Linked DNA regions of Homo sapiens: region 1 is linked to region 2. The links are chromatin loops, found by intact Hi-C in ENCODE. Cell type or tissue: mammary epithelial cell. All regions are shown on one strand. Each heading gives the region's core, and the rest is flanking DNA. Links, peaks and the distances in the headings are about the cores only. Region 1 overlaps KCTD1 (potassium channel tetramerization domain containing 1). Region 2 holds the start of LOC107985142 (a long non-coding RNA gene).

What was found. Hi-C counts contacts between places; a loop is a spot of excess contacts. Peaks named below come from ENCODE experiments on the same cell type or tissue, not always from the same donor. Only the 100,000 strongest peaks of a DNase experiment are listed, where the experiment ranks them.
Region 1: a loop joins it to region 2, with 3.0 times the contacts of the local background. A loop is called at or near these places in 4 of 110 quality-filtered maps.

What each region holds. Positions count from the first base shown.
Region 1 is chr18:26,463,981-26,475,470 of GRCh38, reverse strand. All of the region lies in intron 3 of KCTD1 (potassium channel tetramerization domain containing 1), which reads left to right. Among named protein-coding and RNA genes, the nearest start is that of LINC01543, 47 kb to the right of the region's middle. RefSeq lists enhancers at 4,869-5,088, 6,330-6,389. In mammary epithelial cell, for the core only: a CTCF peak has its summit at 6,452; no DNase peak of the experiment used is centred there.
Region 2 is chr18:26,411,733-26,423,222 of GRCh38, reverse strand. LOC107985142 (a long non-coding RNA gene) reads right to left here and starts at 6,766. Exons shown (of 3, transcript XR_001753381.2): 1 at 6,368-6,766; 2 at 5,289-5,561; 3 at 4,308-4,522. LINC01543 (long intergenic non-protein coding RNA 1543) reads right to left here and starts at 228. Exons shown (of 4, transcript NR_110762.1): 1 at 1-228. In mammary epithelial cell, for the core only: no CTCF peak of the experiment used is centred there; no DNase peak of the experiment used is centred there.

The DNA of each region.
Region 1 (11,490 bases), core at 1,509-9,508, 53 kb before region 2:
AAACAAGCAAAGGCTGATTAAGAAAACTGCAGATCTCTACACACAAGTGTAAAAGAGTTGAATAAATGAAGGAACATTCTAGGTTCCTGGATGGGAAACCTCAATATTGTTAAGATGTCAGTTATCCTCAAATTATTCTATATAGTCAGTGCAAACCCACTTAAGTAATAGATTTTTCAAAATGAAATTTGAACCATTTATAAAGTTTGTGTAGAAGAAAAAAAGCGTTAAGGATAGCTAAAAAAAAGTATTTCTGGTCATAGTAATGATGGTAAAGGTGGGTAATGGTGGATGTGTCCTATCAACGTCAAAACAGACTTTCGAGCTATATTAATTTAAAGGTGTCATTCTGACAGCACTGAAATATACAAATCAATGGAGAAGAATAGGGTCCAGAGATAGATGTACAGGTGCATAGGAATTTGATGTACCATAAAGGTGGCATTTCACATCAGTGGGAAAAGAAAGCAATAGTCAGTAATAGGTGCTGAGACGATCACCACTGAGACATTTGAGGGAATTGTAAAGCCAGAGCCCTATCCTACATCATAAATTCACAAAAATTTCAGAAATAAATACAAAAACGAGGGCAATAAAAGTATTATGAAAAAATACAAAGAAATTTCTAAAAGTATAATTTTGAGGCAGAAGGGGCCTGTCTAAATGAGACTTCATACCCAGAAGCTATCCTTTAAAAAAAATAGTTGAATTGAAGACATCATATACAAATACAAGACAAGTGTCAGACCATAAGAAACATTTGCAACAAAAGATGAATACCCATCATAAAAGATCTATCTTAAAAATCTATGAGAAACATACAAACAACCCAGTGGAAAAATTTTTTTAGCTATGAACAAAATTTTCCCAAAGAAAAAAACAGAAATTGGCAATAAACATTTGCAAAGACATTCAGTTTCTTTTGTATCAAATAAAAATAAAATTAGATACTCCCTTTTATCCATTAGATTGGCAAAAATTAAAAAGATGTGTAATATACAGTGTTAGGGAACATACGGTGTGGTTGGAAGTCAAAATCATTAAACATTTTTGGAGGACAATTCAGCAGTAAATGTTAAAGTTTCAAATATACATACTCTTTGATCTGCTAGAAATATTCAGGTAAATCTGTAAAGATATTTATATATAGGATGTTTATTATAGTCATGTTTATAATAGCAAAAACTGGACTTTCTAAAAAAGAAAGTTCATTGGCAGATGGTTACAAATATTATAGACTATCCATGCTATAGACTAGTTTAAAAGATGTGGTAGATCTGTATCTGTTGATATGTGGGGGGAAAATCATGTAATTCCATGATTCAGTGAAAATATTAAGTTGCAGAACCATATGTATAGTATGTTTCTATTTATGTAAAAGATCAGGTATGTATGCATATATAAATGCATAGAAAAAGATCCAGAAGAGTAGATCCCAAGTTAATAAGAAGCTCAGGGGCCCCTTAGTTATCTTCTCCTTCAGGATTTTGAACAGTGGGGCACATGCCAAGGATTATTAGCCAAATGGAAAAGAGAGCACAGAGGAGTTGCATCATGTGCACATTTATTTTACATGGCAACTATATGCAATTGGCAAGAAAATAGAGAGAGTGTAATAACTGCAGCCAGTGAATGAGCTTCCCGCAGCCCTGGAATGAGCCTGAGGAAGGCACAGGAGCCCGCTGCTCCCAGCCAAGGGCAGTTCCCAAGGCCCCCTCAATGGCGTGCATCTCACCGCACTGAGCTTGATTCCAGGGTTTGAAGACATGGGGGTTTGGTTTGTGCAACATGGCTCCTAAGCAAAAGCCGCTTCATCAGTAGTGATCTCTTCCAGCTCAGGAAAGGAAGCATATTGAGGAGTGATTTCTTTTTTACTATTATTATTATTATTATTATTATTATTATTAATTTTAAGTTCTGGGGTGCATGTGCAGGATGTGCAGGTTTGTTACATAGGTAAACGTGCTATGGTGGTTTGCTGCACCTATCAACCTATCACCTAGGTATTAAGCCTTGCATGCATTAGTTATTTATCCTAATGCTCTCCCTCCCCCTATCCCTGCTACAGGCCCCAGTGTGTGTTGTTCCCCTCCCTTTGTCCATGTATTCTCATTGTTCAGCTCCCACTTATAAGTGAGAACATGCAGTGTTTGGTTTTCTGTTCCTGTGTTATTTGCTGAGGATAATGGCTTCCAGCTTCATCCATATCCCTGCAAGGACATGATCTCATTCCTTTTTATGGCTGCATGGTATTCCAAGGAGCGATTTCCAATATGCCTCTTCCTAGAGGCTTTTCCAAGATAATTTTCAATATAGTATATACAGTTTTTTCTTGGCATGATAACTTTTGAACCTCTTTCCTGCCTTATTCTCCATGCTACTTTATTAATTTGGGCAAAAATTTTATCCAGGGCTCTCAGATAATAGCTGAATTAGACAACACTCTGCAGGCCCAAGGCCAAAGTGCAGTCTCTGCCTCCAGCCCTCAGTCTGCACCTGGGGTCACACACTCTCAGACATGATCAAGGGGACTGATTGGGTTTAGACAGCAGCCCCATGTCTTCGAGGCCACAGCTGATGAATGGCATAGTTGAAGAGAGCAGGCCAGCTTCCCACAGCAGCTGCAGGTGAAACAGAGAGACCTAGGGAGAGAACCAGGACTGTTCTAGAAAGCAGGTGCTTGCCACATGTGGAGACAGGAAGAGGAATCAGGAAGCTGGGTCCCTGCCCAGGGCACAGATTCCAGCAGTGACTGGCCACTAGTCCAACCTGAGCCACCAACGTCGGGCGCTCCCCAGTCAGCTCTGGACCCTTTCCCACTTTAGGGAGTAAGTAAGCTCATGTAGAGAGAAGGGCCAAAGCATGATGTGGAGAGGTGGGGGAACAATTTCTTACTCTCTCATATTTTCCTAGAGGAAAGGCAGTAGAATTGGAAATGGGTGAGGGAGGATATTTCACTTTTAGTTCCGTATGCTTTAGTATGAATTTTATCATTAGTTTTTACAATGAGCAGGCATTCACATATGACTTAAGTCATTAAAATAAAACAATAAAATAATTTTTAAATAAAGTTGTCAAAAAAGAAGTCAAGTTATCACAGCTACAGACATGTATACTAGTAAGGAAAAACTGCCATAGGATTTCATTATATTTTTCGCTAAGTTATATATAGCCTGGACTTCATCAGGAGAAGGTTTGGTTAGTACAATATGAAAATCACCTCATGTTTAGGTGATTGCATTTCCAAATGCCGACCCAGAATCCCTGCCTGGATAGTTCATTCGCTCTTTAAACTTTAGATGCCCAAAAATGAGCTCACTCTGTCTGCCTCCCCCTCTGCCACCACCACCACCAAGAACAAAATCTGCTCCTCTTCCTTTGTATCCTATCTCAGTAAAAGATGCCAGAATCCACCTACTTGCTCAAGGCAGGAACCTGCAGTCCTTCTGGACTTTTTCCTCTTCTTCGCCTCCCACGTGTGATCTGTCAGCGCATCCGTCATCTTAACCTCCTGGACGCATCGCGAATCAATCCACTACCCTCATCCCACCTCCCTAGCCCAAGGCCCAGCAGCTCTCTGGACTCCTTGGAGTGGCTTCACAATTGGTCTACCCCCTCCCACTCTTACCCCTTTTTGACTTGTTCTCTGCATTGAAACTATGAGACACTTTTAAAAAATTCAACTTTTAATTTTGACATCATTATAGATTTGCATACAGTTGTAAGACATAATAGAGATGCTGTGTTACCCAGTTCCCCCCAGTAATAACATCTTGCAAAATACTGGGATCACAACCAGGATATTGACACTGATACAGTCAAGGTTCTGAACAGTTCCATCACCACAAGGATCCCTCCTGTAGTCATTTGACAGTTATGCCCACCCCTCTCTCTCCCTGCCACCATCCTACCCCATCCCTGACCATGTGACACTTTTTAAAAACTGTATCATGAGTTGCTCCTGCTTGAAATTCTGCAGGGACTTTCTCTTGTTCCTGAAACTGTCAAATGAAGAAGATAAACCAAGCTTTTCAAGAATTAAAGTTAGTTTTACTCGGAAGTCTTACTGAGGTCCCACACAGGATTTCAGCCCACAGCTTGTTATATAGGCGGTGGAGGTTCAGTACATGGAAAATCACATCACACTTGCTCAGACGCTACAAGCAGAATACATCGAGCTTTGGGTGTAAGAGTACAGCGTGTTATAGATTACAGAAGCGTCATCACCAACCTGTCAGACTTTATCTCATACGGAAGAAAAGGCAAAGACTAGGGTCATGTATCTCTTAAGGAATGTAGTGACTCAGGCAGGAGACCTGGGGGGGCTGTATACTCGGCTTTGTTGTGTCTTCAAGGCATTTTCCTGGAGACCTGCACGTCCTCCCAGAGTCAGAGGGTCAAGCAGAAATGAGCAGCCATGGCTTCTTCCATTCATTCTTCTGTCTCACAGAGCAAAGCACCACATCCCTGTCAGAGCCCACAAGGCCCAGAAAGCTCTGGCCCCTGCCCACCTCACCCACTCTTGCCCTCCACATGTCCCTACAGGACTTCTCTTGGTCCCTCAGACACACCCTCCTCTTGCCCCCTGACAACTGCCCCTCTGTGTGCCTATGCAGCCATTCCCCTGGCCTTTACTGGAATTCAGGAGTCATCTTTTTCACCACATCCCCCAGCAAACCTACCTGGGCCTGGTGTAGCTTAGGCTCACCTGTACCCCTGACTCTCCGTGGTCACACGCAGTGCATCTATCACTCACTGTGCAGCACCATCTGCGCAGCTGTGAGGTAGGGACGCTTCCAGCTACGAGAGTGGGAACAGCCAATTAACAGCGGCTTACACTATAGGAGATTTGTTTTTCTCACGTGAGAAGTCAGAGGCCTGTGGCAGAGGTATCTGCCCAGCAATGTTATCGAGGACCAGGAAGCTTTCTGTCTTTCTGTTTTGCCATCCTCAGTGTTGACGTTCTGGCCTCATGCCTGTCACCTCAAGATTATATGGTGACTGCATCACGGCACCAGGCATCACCATTCCAGGCGTCACATCCTCAGTCAAGGCAGGATAAAGGGACAGACAGCTTTTCAACTCACAAGACTCTGTCCTTGTCAGACGATCCCACAGAAGGCTTTCCCTTTGTGGCTCATTGGCCAGAACGGAGCCTCTCCTTGGTGGCTGAGAAAGGGATTTTTTTTTCTTCGCTTATTTTTAGCCTCTGTAGTAAGAGAAATAGGCAAGGGAAAGAGGTTGAAATAGCTGTTGGGGAAGCTAGCCAGCAGCATCTGTCCCACATGCTCAGCACCTGCCACATATTAAGCATGTAAATATTTGTGGCGTGAGTGAATGAACGCATGGATGGGTAAATAGATGAATGGAGTGAGGCTAACATGCAAACTAGGCTCTTGTTCCCACCAGTTCATCTGAAACCTGCTGATCTACTTTCTGATGTTTGGACTCTGGATATTTTGTGTATATATCTTCACTTCCTTGCTGCATTATAAGGTTCTTGCAGGCAGGGCCTTTTTGTTTGTTTGTTGTTTGTTTGTTTGTTTTTTTGAGATGGGCAGTGGCACGATCTTGGCTTACTGCAACCTCTGCCTCACAGGTTCAAGCGATTCTCCAGGCAGGGACATTTTTATGTTTTTCCAGAGGACATTGTGTGTTGGGCACATAATCAATGCTTAGTATTAATTCACTGAAATACAGCAGAAAAGGGTTAAAAGAGATGCAGGAAGCCACAATCTAAATATGAATAGGCAATGCACTTCCTTTCAAAATTATATAGGACTAAGTAGAAAATACAAAACGTGTATATAATATCATCATTGTATGCTGCTTATCAGAATAATATTAATTTATAATTCCCATTATTGAAAAGGATGCAGGCTGCAGGGAATCACAAAAGAATATATTGGGAATTACAGTTAGAAATGATAGTAGCCATTCATTTTTAGTTGCAGTATGTTCCAGAAACTGAGCCAGGTATTTTAGGCACGCACTTTGGTTTAACTAAACCTCAGCACATAAACCTACATAGCAGGCATTATTTTTCCTCCAAGAGCATTCAGGTTAGGTGCTGGGGAGGGAAAAACTTCCACACGGAGTTCAACTGTGGCCAGTTTGCTTAAGGACTCACCCACCCACCTGCCTAGGATTAGCACAGCTGCTTCTCTGCACCTTTTGCGTGCTCCCTGAGGATTCCAGAGCTCTTAAAGACCTGCTATTTATCAATTCTAAGTACCAAACACACCCTTTAATTGGCTAAGGATTTAGCTGTAACCCACGCTTGAGGGAAAAAAAAAAAAACAAAAGCATGTCAAATGAAACTCACATATCCCAGGGCCTTAAAACATTTCCCACAGAACCTCTGGTGACAGGCTGTAAATTACAGTACAGGGTGTTCTGGGACCTGGGAGGGGCAGCAGAAGCTGAAGGGGTCCTTCCGCTCTGGTGGCTGGTGATGGAATTGCATCAGCAGGAGCAGTGCAGTTTACAGGAGTCACAAATACAGGTACACATAGGAGCTTTCAGTCTGCACGTCCTGAACAGTACTATTGGTGCTTTCTTCCTCGTCAGAGTTTTCTCTTGAACCTGGGAGGGACATGGCTTTTGGGGTTTTTTGGTTTCTTTGAGACAAAGTCTTGCTCTGTCGCCCAGGCTGGAGTGCAGCGGCACGATCTCGGCTCACTGCAACCTCCGCCTCCCGGGTTCAAGCAGTTCTCTTTCCTCAGCCTCCCAAGTAGCTGGACTACAGGCACACGCCACCACACGCCACCACGCCACAGGCACACTAATTTTTATATTTTTAGTACAGATGGGGTTTCACCATGTTGGCCAGGCTGGTCTCAAACTCCTGACCTCAAATGATCCGCCCACCTCAGCATCCCAAAGTGTTGGGATTATAGGTGTGAGCCACCGCGCCCGGCCAGGACATGGTTTTTTGCATGAGGAGAGAATCTCTTTCACTAAGTTTGTTAGGGAGAATGTTTATTGATTACCTGCTTCTTTCCCTAGCCATTTAATACTGGGTGAACAAGTGCATTCAATCCTGAAGTCACAAGATCCTCCACCCCTAAAATCTCATTCCGCAAATGTGCTGTCCGAGCCGGATACCCATTTCATCTTTGAGATAATTTCATATTTCAGAACACCATTTAAGTGGCAGTTGCTCCTGTCCTGGCTTCCATGGAAAGCTGTTGAGATCTGTTCTCTGCATAAGTGATTGCAGAACTTTTCTGCAGTGTTTTATTATGGATATGACTGTCCCTCTTCCCTTAATTTTCCCCTCCCTCCAATTTTACTGATTTGCTCATTGTTGTTTTATGCCCTGCACATGAGCGTGTACGCATGCATAGGCACACACACACACGTGGTTGCAACTCTCAGCACACCAAGAGTCTAGAGCTTCGGCCCCATTTTTTATGGAGAACCACACAATTCTCTCTTTCTCTCTCTCTCTCTCTCTGTAGCCTTTTATCTTTAACATCATCTTTGGTAAGTGGCCCCCATGTTGCTCACATCTTTCATGGTCTGTCTGTATGTCCACCATTCCTAGACATAGACAAACTTGCTGGCAGGCAGCTCCCAACTTACCTAGCCCTGGATATGTTCAAAAGTCTATTGGGTATTTTTTTAATTAATTTAAAAAAAATTGGTTTTTTTGAGATAGGGTCTCGCTCTGTCACCCAGGCTGGAGTGCAATGGTGCAATCTCGGCTCACTGCAACCTTCGCCTCCTGGGTTCAAGTGATTCTCCTGTCTCAGCCTCCCAAGTAGCTGGGATTACAGGCACCCCCCACCATGCCCAGCTAACTTTTGTATTTTTAGTAGAGATGGGTTTTCACCATATTGGTAGGCTGATCTTGAACTTCTGACCTCAGGTGATCCACCCACCTCGGCCTCCCAAAGTGCTGGGATAACAGGCATGAGCCATTGTGCCCGGCCTTAAAAAATTTTTTTTGAGACAGGGTCTTGCGCTGTCACCCAGGCTGGAATGCAGTGGTGCAATCATAGCTCACTGCAGTCTCAACCTCCCAGGTTCAAGCAGTCCTCCCCGCTCAGCGCCCCCGAAGTAGCTGGGGCTGCAGGCATGCACCACCACACTCAGCTAGTTTTTCATTTTTTGTAGAGACGGTCTCACTGAGCCGCCACAGGTTGATCTCAAACTCCTAGGCTCAAGCAATCCTCCTGCCTTGGCCTCTCAAAGTGCTGGGATTACAGGTGTGAGCCACCACCACAACCAACCTCTATTGTTTATTTTTAATAACATTTTAATATTATAGAAGAAGTACATGTACATTGTAGAGAATTTAAAAATATAGACAAACCAAAAAAAAAAAAACAAACTATACCGTATGTTCCCACCACTCAGACTGCCAATGTTAAAACATTAGTGAGTAGCCTTCTGGATCTTTTCCTGTGCTTATTTTGGACAATAACCTTTACCTTTCCATTTAAAAAAAATTATTTCCTCTAATTCCACAACTATATTTGAGTTTCCCTGCTTGACTCCACAATGCCCTTTACAACTTGCTGGAGACTGGGCTAGCTGTCCTGCAAAATGTCCTGCCATCTCGATTTGTGTGGTTGCCTTGTCATGTGTAGTTTAGCTCATGAATCTATCCCTTAATTTCCTGTAAACTGGAAGTCATCTCTAAAGACATGATGGGTTTACGTTAGACTTGTTGGGGAGAATACATCACAGTGATGCTGTTTGCTTCATACTACCTCACAGTAGCAAAGGCATGTGGTTGAGCCACCATTAATGATGCTAGGAATGAACTGATCATTGTATCAAGGTGAGTTGCATGCTCCTTAGGCTGCAATAAAAACGATCTCTGTCAAGCTCAAAGTAACATTTGGGGCCAAACAATTCTTTGTGGTGGGGGCTGTCCTGTGCAATATAGGGTTTTCAGCAGCATCCCTCCCTACCCATCAAATTCCAGTAGCACCCCCTTCCCGGTTGCAACAACCAAGAGTGTCTCCAGACATTGCTAAATGCCCTCTAGTGTCAAAATTACTCCTGCTCGAGAACCAGTTGTCCAGCTTAAGGAAAAGTTAAAGGGAGTATTGACAGGAAGCGCTTACTAGTTTATCTCATAGAATTAGTGGAAGCTTTCTCTCAGGGATGGAAACAACAGGACCGCCCTGAAGACTTAAATTGCAGGAGGTGCCATTAACATGTGCCAGTCTCAGCAAGCCCAGGGCCTCGTTCCCCTCCCTTGGTCCTACAGAGACACCATCTGATTGGCTCAGCTTGGCTCCATGCCTGTACTTTAGCCAATCAGCTGTGGCAACACACACATTGCTTCTAGGTCCTCATTCCTGCGGGTAGAACTTTCTCAGAGAAAGCAGAGTGGCGACCTGGATAGGCCCCCACTCGCCAGAGTTTCTTCACCCGTACCTGCGGGTAGGTCTTTCTCGGAGAAGGCAGAGTGGCGACCTGGATAGGCCCCCACTCGCCAGAGTTTCTTCACTGGTACCTGCGGGAGTGCCTACTCAGGACATGCCCCAGACCACGGCCTCAGCTGCCGCCACCGAGGCTGTATCCGTGGTCTGGTGACTAGCGCTGTCTGGTACTGCCCATGACCTCTTTTCTCCTCCCAAGGATATTTTCCCAGAGGCAGGACTGGGAGGATGGAAGAGCAGCCAGCCCCACCCCGGCACCATCTCCGATGGTGTCTCTGGCCCCCTCCCTCAGCACGCCCTAGACATCAGGCCTAGCTCCTGTGGTGTGGCGTCCTCGTGACTTTCCAAGCCAGGGTGTTGTTTCAGAATGCTGGTGGGCCTGCCTTCCGTCCCGCCGTCAGCACCCTGACACGGTCACCTGTGTGTGCTTCTGTCTGTAAGATGGGAGTGGAGACAGTGGCAGGGCGTAGACGGGACACTGCTGCTGCTTCCATTTCTTTCAGTAGCCATCAAGACTAATCCTAGTCTGGGTATCCTTGACCCAGGAAAACAAGAGTAGTCGGGAGAAGCTGGGAGTCAGTGCCCCTGGATGAGGAGGGGACTGCCTGGTGAGAACTGTCAAGTAGTGGCAGGAGAAAAGGGGCACGTGGGCCAGTCCCTCCAGGCTTTGAAGAAAAGAAAGAATGGGCCGGGCACGGTGGCTGACACCTGTAATCCCAGCACTATGGGAGGCTGAGGTGAGCAGATCACCTGAGGTCGGGAGTTCAAGACCAGCCTGGCCAACATGGCGAAACCCCATCTCCACTAAAAATACAAAAATTAGCCGGGCATGGTGGCGGGCACCTGTAGTCCCAGCTACTCTGGAGGCTGAGGCAGGAGAATCTCTTGAACCTGGGAGGCAGAGGTTGCAGTGAGCTAAGATCATGCCATTGCACTCCAGCCTGGACAAGGAGAGAGAAACTCCATTAAAAAAGAAATTATTCCAGCCCAAAGGAGTATTACAAGGCCAGGGCAATTAAGAGCTTTAGTACCCTAAACACTGAAAAAACTGCAGTGGCCACTCCCCCAACCTCCATCCCCGACAAGATAAACAAAATCTTTAAAACCAAAGGAAAGTAAGTGCTACAGAGATCTGTCTTTTGTTATGATGACCACTACTTGGTTGCTGTTTTGGAAATGGAAAAGGTAAAATCCTTTCATTTTCTTGGCACCCCTGCTTTGCTGGTGGTACCCCTGATACATAGGTGCCCTGCCTGCTAGGGAACCACCCACTGCCGAGGGTCCCAAGAGCAGGATCCCACTGCCCCCTAAGCCTGGGGGTGAGGAGAGCTAGAGCTCCTGGGAGGTATTGGAGACATTCCTCAGAGAAAAATCCTTTTTGTGCTCACGGTGCCTTCCACGGCATCTGGCACCTACACAGTTTTTAAAATGAAATGGGTGAACAGTTGAGTTGCCTTTTGAGTGTTAAGGATCTGTCAGCTTCTGGGTAAAGCCTCAGGTACATTCAGAAAATAAGCCTTTCAACTGTTTTGCAGAACCGTTGACTGTGAGGGGGAAGCTTGCCCCAGTCCTCAGAACCTGTGAATACAATGCTTTGCATGGCAAAGGGGACTTTGCAGATGTGATTAAGTTAAGGGTCTTGAGATGGGAGGATTAGCCTGGATAATCCAGGTGGGCCCTGTATAATCACAGCGGTCCTTATTTGAGGGAGGCAGGAGGGCCGGGGTTAGAGAAGATGGGATGAGAGAAGTGATGTGCTTGCTGGCCATGGGCCAAGGAATTCTCGCAGCCTCTGGACGCTGGAAAAGATGAGGAAGTGGATTTGTCCCCAGAGCCTCCAGAAGGAAGGCATCCCTGCCGGCACCATGACTTCAGCCCAGTGAGATCCATTTCCGACTTCTGACCTGAAGAACTGTAAGGGAATAAATTTGTGTTGTCTTAAGCCACCAAATTTGTGGTAATTTCTCACAGCAGCAGTAGGAACCTAATACACTGAATATATCGTTTTCCTCCCTCTAGGGAGGATATTTTCTGAATTCCAATTATGTAATCAAGAAAGAAGTTTCAAAACCTGGCCTGTTTGCATTTT
Region 2 (11,490 bases), core at 2,259-10,258:
ATATTTGATGGAAGAAAGAAATGGAAGAAAGCCTGAAGGAAGAAAATGAAGAAGCAAGGGAGAGGGAGAGAAAAACTAGGAATTCGGGATCCTACCAGCCCTCTGTCTCCCCATCCCCACACCATGCTACAATGCAGCCCCCAAGGGGCTTTGAATTTGCGCGTTATCAATCACCTGCTTCTCAGAAATCATTACTGCCCCAAATTAAGACAACGAAACCAACTGCTCACTAAGGAATTTGAAAATGAAGAACTGTGAGTGGGTTGGGGAGGGTTATTAGACCAGAAACAGAGCACTTTTCACTGACAGAGTGCTTTTGCATATATTATCTCATTTGACCTTCCCAGAAGTCTGGTGAGAAAGCCAAGGCCAGGATTCTGTAGGCTGTTTTAGACGAAAAACAAAAAACAAAAAACCCAGCACTTAGGTAGAATGCAGTGCTTTGGCACACACAGGTTCTAGAATCACTCAGCTTTGTTTAAATCTGAGCTCTGGCCCTGTGTGACCTTGGGACCAGTGCCTGACCTTGGTTATGCTAAGGGGCACAGGCAACTGCACAGTGTCATGTGGGGCAGGTGGGACCTCACAGGGAGGAGGGTCTGCAGGTGCCTGGGTCTGTCCTGCATTCTCTCAGCATCCTGCTCAGAGCCTGCACAGCGGGCTGTGCTATGCTTGTGCTGGAGGAGAGGGGTCCTGTCCCCCTTGTTCTTCCTTTGTATTGGGCATAAAGGGAGTCTTTAGGGGGAGGGACAAATGGCGCAAGAGCACAGGGCAGTCTGAGCATAGATGTGGGCTGTTTCAGGAGGTGCTGGGAATGCCAGCTGCCCAGGACATGGAGACAGCAAGCAGGAAGCCACCAGGCCACTTGAGGGTCACCCATTGAACGATTTGGCACACGTCTCTGCAACCTCTCGAAAGATCAGTTTCCTCATCTGCCTTCTCAGAGGATTGTGGCGAGGGTCAAAATGAAAAGTACACGAAGATCTGTTGCCCAGAACCTGGCCTCCAGACAGTACTTGGAAAGGGTCCTGTACCCACAGCTAGAAGAGCTGGAGCGGAGACCTTGACCCATGGCCTAGGTGCTTGTCCAGGGCCCCTGCAGGGACACGGGGCTGCCTCCCTGTGCCCAGTGCACCATCTGCTCCATGCGCTTGACCTCAGAGCTGTTTAATGACATCTGTCCCAAGGCACCTGCTGCCCTAGGATACAGAGGCGCTAATTAATGTATTCATGAGGCACAGAGAACCTTTTCTGTTTAATACACACTTCTCAGGACGTCACAAATCCAGAGGTTAAAAGGAATTTTCCTAAACAAAAAATGCACAAACTAAGCTTGTCTGATAGGAATCCAAGCCAGCAAAGACTCCTCCTGAGAGCTGCCTGGGTCCCCAGGCTATGAGAGGGCATTTGTCCCATGGAAGGGGCGTATGCACCCCACTCTGTGCCTCACCTGGAGGGCTGGGGCAGCTCCAATGTGTAAACCCAAAGGAAATGGCACCCAGGCTGGGCTGAGCGCTGACCTGACCACCTCAGGCTTTTCTGAAGGCCCTCCGACCTCATGGGATTGGCAGTCAGAGCAGCCCTGTGTCCCTGAAGCCACTATCATAACGTGGTGTTCTCTCGCGAGGCTGCTCTGGGGGATGGGAAATCACAGAGCACTTTTCCCACCCACTGTCACCAAACCTTCAAAACTGGCTCACCACCAGATGCAGTTGCTGATGCCTTTAATCCCAGCACTTTGGGAGGCTGAGGTGGGCAGATCACCTGAGGTCAGGAGTTTGAGACCAGCCTGGCCAACATGGTGAAACCCCGTCTCTACTAAAAAAATACAAAAATTAGCCAGCCATGGTGGTGGGCACCTGTAATCCCAGCTACTCGAGAGGCTGAGGTAGGAGAATCACTTGAACCCGGGAGGCCGAGGTTGCAGTGAGCCAAGATCATGCCATTGCACTCCAGCCTGGACAACAAGAGTGAAACTCTATCTCAAACAAACAAACAAACAAACAAAATAACTGGCTTACCTTCTTGCTGTGGATAGAGCCGGAGGGCAGAAGCTGTGAGGGGTCCAGTAACATAGGTAATGCTGACCACGCAGAGCTGCATGGTGACTTCTGGGGCCCCGAGGCATCTTTGCCTTCATAAGACCTTTCTTCCAAAAAACATTACAAATATATTTTGCAATTGCATTGATATGAAGATGTCTTAGTTTGTTTTCTGTTGCTTATATCAGCATACCTGAAACTGGGTCATTTATAAAGAAAAGGAATTTATTTCTTTCAGTTACGGAGACTGAGAAGTGCCAGGTTGAGGAACCACATCTGGTGAAGGCCCTCTTGCTAGTGGGGATGCTGCAGAGTTGCTGCAGGACATCACGCCACGAGGGGGCTGAGCGGGCTAACATGCTAGCTCAGGTCTCTCTTCCTCTTCTTATAAGGTCACCAGTCCCACTCCCGTGATAATCCATTAACCCATTAATCCTTGAATGGATTAATCCACTCATGAGGGCAGAGCCCTTGTGACCCACTCACCCCTTAAAGGCTCCACCCCTCAATCCTGCCACATTGGGGATTAAGTTTCAACATGAGTTTCGGTGGGGACATTCACAGCAGAGCAGGAGACAAATATAATCCAGGCTGGGTTTACATGTTACATATTATATATATGAATCAAATTTATCACTTCTTCTGATTTCAAAAGAATTTTAAGTTAAAACATTTTTGTAGGCCGTAGGCCCTGTGTTTGCTCTTGCTGGAAAAGTTGCCCTGAGACCAGGACAATTCAAGAGCCTACAGCCCATCCTCCTTAGGCTGGGACAGCCACTTACCCTGGGGTGTTCAGTTAGTCAATTAAAAGAAACTTGTGCTGAAACAGTACATTAGAGACAGACTTCCTTTAACAAAAACTGAAGCTCCACTACAAGAATAACACAAAAAGAAATGAAAGAAGTCAGATTTGAAAGAAGGTGTTTTAAGTTTATGGGTGGCCTTAATAAACACCCGCGTGTACAACCAAGAGGTGAGCCTGGTGTTTGATAATGGCTTTTAGCTAGGAAATTGAGTTTGGTTTGAAAAAGGGATATTTTGAGAGGATAGAAAGAGCTTCCATTTTATCTGGATACAGAACAAGCCTTTTTATGGTGTTTTACAAAATTTCCTTTAGTCCTCAGATACTGGCTGAGTCCTACCAGGCACCGTGCCAGACCTCAGGGTGACGACGGCTGGGCCATGTTGTCTGCCTAGAGGGGTTCCCCCAGCAGTGGGGATGGACGTGGAGGGCATCTGGATTTCATTCTGCAGGGAACAGGGAACCAGCAGAGCAGGACCAGCTACGCCATTCATGGGGTCTAGAGCAAAATGAAAGCGAAGGTCCCCTTGTTCAAAAAGTGTTCAGAATGTCACAGCGGCAACATGAGAGCATTAAACCAAGTGCAGGGTGCTGATGGGGGGCCCGGTGTCACTGTACGGGCTGCTGGCCTGGGAAGCTGCTTGCCTGGTGCAGTTCAGGGTATGAATCTTGCCTGAAGCAACTGCAACCTCCAGTCTAACCTAGCATACTTGGATTGTACTTGGAGTGTCTTTATATTATTGCTATATTACTTTTTATTCAAATGTAAGATTTTAAAATATATATTTTGATCTTTTGTGGGATATTGACAAGGTTGTTTCTTTGAAAAAAAAAAAAAAAGTTGTATGTCATTAAATACGCAAATTATCCAACTAAACAGAAACTCACTCCAGAGACAACTTCTCCAGAATCTCTTCTCCAGATGGTGAGGCCCAGTCAATGATCCAGGGTCCCTCCCTGCAGCCGGGAAAGAAGGCACGGAACTCACCACTGGGGTCAGGAGCTGGCACTGCCCTTACAAACAGAACAGCAACACAGAAGGTTTAAGTCCTGCCAACAAAGAAGTTTTTAAATTCTCCTTCTACATATTCTACAGCAAAAGTGGCCAAATTCATCCCAAAACTTCCTAAGAAATTCTTTTACTGGCCTGGCGCAGTGGCTAACACCTGTAATCTCAGCACTTTGGGAGGGCCTGGCCTGCAAATCGTTTGAGCCCAGGAGTTCAAGACCAGCCTGGGTAACACGGAGAGACCTCATCTCTATAAAAATACGAAAAAAAAAAATTAGCTGGGCATGGTGACACACACCTGTAGTCCCAGCTACTTGGGAGGCTGAGGTGGGAGGATTGCTTGAGCCTGGGAAGTCAAGGCTGCAGTGAGTGGTGATTGTGCCACTGCACTCCAACCTGCATGACAGAGTGAAACCTTGTCTCAAAAGAAAAAAGAAATTCTCTTACCCCATACCTAGGAGAAAGCAGAAGCTGGGGAGAAGAAAAGAAACCTCATTTTAAAATGATAGGCGAAGACCTATATTTTAGGAGCGCTCGAAGCTCCCCTTTGCCCTGAGCTCTGGGTTCTTCCAGCACTGCGGGGTCTCCTGTGATCTGCAGGATCGGTCATGAGTTGAGTTGCACAGCAGGGCCCGCAGCAGGACAGAATCTTCCCTCCTCCAAGCAGCCCTGGAAAGAAAAAGGGTCTGCTGTGCTCATGGTGCTGAGAAGCTAGCCAGGCCCTCTCCACAAGGCAGCAGGGAAGGTGGCAGCCTTGCAAAGGTAAGTGCGATTTCTTAGGTTATTTCTCTGGTGCTTACATTTCCACTGGAATGTGTAGAAGACTCCATGGAAGACTCAAAAACTACCCTGAGGCAGAACAGGCAGAAAGGGGGAGCCTGGGCTCTGGAGGCACACGGCTTCACGGAGGGCTAAGCCTTGATTTGCTCATCTGTAAAATGGGCATTATACTCCATTGCCACGAGTCACAGCAGTGCCATGATTGGGAAAATGGACATGAAGCCTTTTTAAAAACATATGTGGCACACAGGGAAGGTCTAACAAATATGGGCTAACTCCTGTCATTTCTGCCCAGTTCCCTAAAAGAAATATTCTAAAACTGAAATATTCAGAGATGGCAAGGGGTTAGCAATGATTGGGGAGGAAGGCTGATTTTTCATACAATTATTGTTTTCATTTCCCCCAAGACCCCATATGAGATCCTGCCCAGTGGCACCAGGTGTCTCCTGTGAACTCACTGCCATGGATTTTATCTGTGTCTTTTGGCCTCTAGCAATGGGCCTGGGTGGGGGCCTCAGAGATTCTCCTGAGCACAACGGCCCATCCCTGCGGCCCCTGCCCTGTTTAAGTCAGCAAGTGTCTTCAGGGGCCATAACAATGGAAGCTAGTCCCAAGAACACTGCCTCAGGTTTGACATCCCTCAACCATACTTTACCTAGTTAAATTAGCAACCGCACATCTGTCAAGGCACGAAAGCGGATTTTCTCCCTGCTATCATATAGAAGAATGAATGGCGAGGAAAATTATGTAATGCGTTTTTAGATCTGAACAACTGAGCCTTCTTGGGTCCCGAGCAGGTTGGAAATGAGAGTCTCTGGAGATAGGTGTGTGGGTAACTTCATAAGCTCCACTCTTACAGGGCATGACCTGGGCCCTGGGAACAACCAAGGACCCCTGGGTCCAAGCAGCTGGCTCTGCTGGCTTTTTGCTAAAAAAAAAAAAAAAAAGTCTTTATCAAAACTTCTGATACTCACTGGGAATCTCCAGAAGCGGAAAATAACCTGCAGCATCCCCCAAACAAAATTTACCACAAAATACTCTTATTGAGGGAGTTCTGAATGAATGGCCACCGACAGCCATTGATCTGAGGGCGTGAGGTGAAAGGAGAGCCACAGTTCTGGCCACACCACAAGGAGAGTACAGCAAGTGGGCCAGGGCCACGCAGCCGCCATATTGGAGAAGCTGGACACGTGACCCCAACTAACAACGTGCAGGGCGGGTGTCATGGACTGGGGTGCATCCTCCTTCCTTTTTCTCTACTGTCTTTCTGAAAGTTTATGCCACCGAGTGTTCTCGTTGCTCCACCGTAGCATCAGTCAGAGAGGCTTTCCTGAGATTCTAGCCCCTCACACGGCTCCGAATGCCTGACCCCAGCCCACATTCAGGCCTGAGGCAAAAAAAGGGGATCCCGAATTTTATGTATTTTCCACGACCAAACTTCTCATCATCAAGTGGGATTTTTCGAAGGGATCATTCTCATTTTTTTAGAGGATAAGATTTATGGTTTGAAAGTAATGGCCGCCAACCTCATAAAATGAGGTTTAATATCACCAGAAACATTCTCACAATTGGCCAAATCCCCAAGACATTCATGAAGAGTGAACAGCCCTAGGCAGAAAAGGATTAAATCCGCTCAACGTCATAAAAATACACAATGAGCTCCACATCCTTTCTCATTTTCCAGTGATAGCCATGCTGGGCAGGGCATCTTGGGACGCCCTCTTCTCTCCTCACCGTTTCCCCTCCTGGCCTCCATGCTAAGCCGCACGCCTTCTCTTCCAATGCTGGTCTCAGCCCCTGACACTGACCTGGAGCTGCTCCAGCCCCCTCAGGATCAGTATCTTCTCTTGGCTCCTGAAGAACTGAGTGAATGTAGGATTTGTTACTAGGCATTAGGAATATGGATTCATTAATTAATACAGACAAATTTAAAGCTTATATTCACCTTGCCTTGTGAGATATGTGAAAAACCCTGCTCTGCTTTATAGACTGTGACCTTGGAGAAATGACCTAATTGCTCTGAAAATGCTTATTGATCTGTTAAAAATAAAAACATGTAGAAAGGTAATTTTATTATTAACAGATTGCCTTACTTAATATTCACTAAAATCCTATGCGATGAGTGTCATTCCTCTCACAGAAATGAAGGAAACTGACACCTCACAGCCAGTAAGTAGTGAAGTTGGGATTCAAATCCTGACTTGTCGGATTCTCTAATCCATCATCTTTTTCCATAGACCTCCATCAGACCTTGAATGGAATTTTTATAATATTAGGCAATGATATGCAAGAGGACTGAGAAAGGAAAGAACCTGATAGCAGAGGCATAGCCAGGGAGCCTGGTGCACTCATCCAGGGATGAGTCCTAAACCAAAGCAAAGACAGCTGGAATCGAGAGAGATTTTGTGGAGGCTGAGCCACCTTCACAGGGGGTGAGAAAGAGAGGAGTAAGAAATTGGGAAAGATCAAACAAAACTGAGATTGTTGAGCCTAAAGGAACCAGGAAGTGATGGAAGAGATGAACATATTGAGGAAAGGGAGCCTTCTTGAGCAGAGGGGCATCAAATGAAAATGTCTGGAAAAAATTTAAGAATTCAGATTTTGGTTTTCGAAGAAATTAGGGAAGGAGAATGAAGATGCGAAAAGCAGCCCCATCCATAATAGCTAAAGTCACAAACGTGGGGCGGGGGTCCCTCAGTATAGGAAGGAAAGCTGTGAGCTGAGAACAGGCTTGGGTGGAGGGGAGGAAGAGTGGTCAGAGGGCAGGAGACCCTGGCAGCACCCCAGGGCCACACTAGGCAGAGGTCGCTCTCCCACCAGGGGTGCTCAGAGTATCAAACAGAAGCTGCAGATAGGACATGGCTGTGGTAATCGGAAGGAAACTCATTTTTAAGAGTGTAGTCTAAGTAGAGTGGTGAGAGTGGAGGTCAGATTACAGACGGTTAAAGAAAGATGCAGGGTAAAGAAAGAAGACAGAAGTCACAGACCATATGTTTAAGATATTTAGAAAAAGAAAGATAAAAAGGGAAATAGCAGGATTAAGCAGAGATTTTTTTCTTTCCCTTCAAGTTCCAAAATACTCGAATGTGTCTGACCATAGAAAGGAGGGATCTAGTGAAAATGAAGACAGAGTAAAGAAAAGAGATTGTTGAAGAGACTGATTTCTAAGGAAGGCAAGAAGCATTTACAATGAGCCACTATATGCAAAGTATTATGTTTCGCACAGTAAGAAATAATGCAGAAAATGGTGTCTTCTCTAAGGAACTCACAATTTAGAAGGAGAAACGACAGTTATGCAAATAATTCCCTTTTACAACAGTGTAAGTCCTGTGTTAATGTTATGTTAATAACAAAGTGCTCTTGGAGTCGAGAGGAAATTAGGGATGAAGGGGGAAGGGACATTTCAAAAGGCATCACAGGGGAGAAAGTACTAAACTCAGCCTTGAACGATTAGTAAGAATATAATTGGCAAAAGATCATGAGCAAAGAAAGAGGAATTTTGGCCACAAAAATGGAATTCATAGCAAGGGTAGAGGATTTGGCCTTAGAAAGGAGGGGCAATTCTCCAAGGGAGACTTGGGGGGAAGAATAAGTAGGAAAGATTAAGTGGATAAAGAGGTATTGTAAAGTAGAGAGGATAGGAGAGGAGAGAACTCATACCTGATGGTGTCTCCATACTTGTAGGAAAGCAGAGGGCCAGGGGTCAAGGCCAAGAGGAAAAAGATTTTAAATAGCAGTGAACATTCAGGTGAATGAAGTTAGAAACTCCCAAAACTTTGTCTAGCAAGAATTGGCACTCTGGGAATAGGAACTAGAATAGTAACTGTCGAGAGGACTGTAGCTTCCCGAAGTCTGATGGAGAAGATACTCTGGCCTATCCTCATATGGAAAATAATGAACAATGCTGATATACAGAAAGCATTGATGAGTTTGGCAAAAAAAAAAAAAAAAAAAAAAAGTAAGTGACTGAAAACCAAGCAAAGGTGAGAGTGAAAGCCCAGAAAAATAAGCAGAATTCTAATGCCACCTTATATCTTAATAACATTTACTCTAAAAGTAAATTTGAATTTTTATTTTCACAGCCTTGCTGGGTGAAAAAAACAGGGCCTGGTCAAGGTGGGGAGGCCAATAGAAGAGCCCCCTCCATAAATCTAGAACCCTAATGGGTTATATCTTCCAGTTAATTAACTAGGAAATAGATTCACCCACTCCCTCCCTCAAGGGGAAGCAAGGAGTTTGCCTCTTTCAACCTTGAACCTGAGTAGAAGAAAAAAACCTCAAGTTGAATATTTAGTTAAAAGATGCCTATGACTGGTGGTTCCCCCAGATGCCTGGAAGAGGTAAGTACAAACCTTCCCAAGAGAAACTTACTCAACCTAGCATCAAATAATTTCTACAGATATGAGCTCACAGTCAAAAATCACGAAATAGGCCAGGCATGGTGGCTCATGCCTGTAATCCCAGCACTTTGGGAGGCCTAGACAGGAAGATCACTTGAGTCCAGGAGATCGAGACCAGCCTGGGCAACACAGGGAGACCTCAGCTCTACAAAAAATCAGAAAAATAAAAAAATTAGCCAGGTGTGATGGTGCGCACCTCCAGTCCCAGCTACATGGGAGGCTGGCACAGGAGAATTGCTTGAGCCCAGGAGGTTGAGGCTGCAGTGAGCCAAGATTACACGATTGTACTCCAGCCTGGGTGACAGAGTGAGACCTGTCTCAAAAAAAAAAAAAAAAAAAGTAATAATCATGTCTTATAGAGTTAAAAATTAGAACCAAAATATAAGACACCAATAGCACATGATCTAAGATTAGGGAAGGGGTTTGTTGATAGGATTTAAAGTATTCTGAACTATATACTATTTAGAGAGAAAAAATACTAATTAACTTCAGACTGATAAGTTAGAATTTTTAGAATAATAATAAAGAATAAAGTGTATCATTCCCAAGCTAGTAAGAATAAAATTACACAAGAAAAATAATGTTTATTCTAAAAAGAAGAAAGAAATGGGTGGATCCAATTCAGACAATCCAAGAGAAAAAAACAAAACAAAAAAAATTTTTGTGTGTGAGACAGGAAAATTTGAACACTCACTGCATATTTAATGATATTAAAGAACTGCTATTTTTAAAGATGTAATAATGGTAATGTAGTTTTGTTTCATGAAAGACTTCTTAAATATTACACACATACTGAAGAATTTATGAATAAGATAATATGATGGCTTGGTTTTGCTTAAAAACAATCCAGTGTTGGGTAATGGGGAAGGTATAGAGGATAGATAATATGAAATTTGTTGATCATTGCTGAAGTTGAGAGATATTTCTCCACTTTTGTTATGTGTGTCAATTACTTATAATGAAAAGTTAAAATAAGAAAATAAATATTGAAAAAATAAAAGAAGACAAGAAAAGAAAGATAAAGGAACAGAGAAGATAAGATAAATAGAAAGCTTTTAATAAAATGGTAAATGTAAGTGCAAATATTTTAGTGATCACAATTAATATAAATTAAGTTTCAGCTTTAAAAATCCACCTATATGCTACTTATAGGAAACACATTTAAAACATAAAAGTTTAAAAGTAAAAAGAATAGAAAATAATATTTCAGGCAAATACTAATCCAAGAAGCTGGTATACCTAAATTAATAGCAGACAAGGTAGACTCTAATGTAAGAAGCATTACTAGGAAGAAACAGAATCACTACACAATGATTAAAGTTTTAGTTCCCTGGGAAAATATAACAATTTTAAACATGTATATACCTAATAACATAGCCTCTAACATATAAAGCAAAAATATATGCAATTACAAGAAGAAATTTGCTTTTATGGTAGAAGAGTTTATTATAACTGTCCCAGTAATTAAAATATCAAGAATACTAAAAATAAAACCCAAAACTGTACAAATATAGAAGATTTGAATACTACAAAGTTGACTCAATATATATTTACAGAAAATTGTACCCAACAACTATAGGAGACATTATTTTCAATGACAACTGAGCCAAAACAAGTTTCAACAATGTTAAAGTATTGGTATTATACAGACCACACTGTCTGACAACAAGGCAGTTAAATGAGAAATTAATAGCAAAAAGATGATTTCCCAATGATTGAAAGGTTTTAAATGTGCTTATAAATAACGAATGCCTCAAATAAGCTAACGCATACGTTTATTATTTATTTATTTATTTATTTTGCGACAGAGTCTTGCTCTGTCGCCCAGGATGGAGTGCAATGGTGCAATCTCACTCACTGCAACCTCTGCCTCCCAGGTTCAAGCAATTCTCATGCCTCAGCCTCCTGAATAGCTGGGACTACAGGTGTGCGCCACCACACCTGGCTATTTTTTTTTTTTTTAATTTTTTAGTAGAGACGGGGCTTCACCATGTTGGTCAGGCTGGTCTCAAACTCTTGACCTCAAGTGATCTGCCTGCCTCGGCCTCCCAAAATGCTGGGATTATAGGCATGAGCCACCACACCTGGCCATAAAGCATACAATTTATAATAGAATTAATCATCTAAGCATATGATTTAAGATAGAAAAAGAATTGGATAATCCCAAAGAAAGCTAAAAGAAAGAGACTGATGAAATAAAAGGCAAAAATATAATAGAATCAACACAACCAAAAATCATTTATTTGCCAAAACTAATAAAATTGATAAATTTCTGGCAAGATTGATCAAGAAAAAGAGAAGACACAAGTAACAATGTCAGAAACAAAAAATGAGACATAAATACTGATGCTTCAAGACATTACAAAGATTTAAGAGGTTATTATAAACATTATACCAGTAAATTTGAAAATGTAGATGAAACAAATTACTAGATAAATGTGACTTTTCATAATAAAC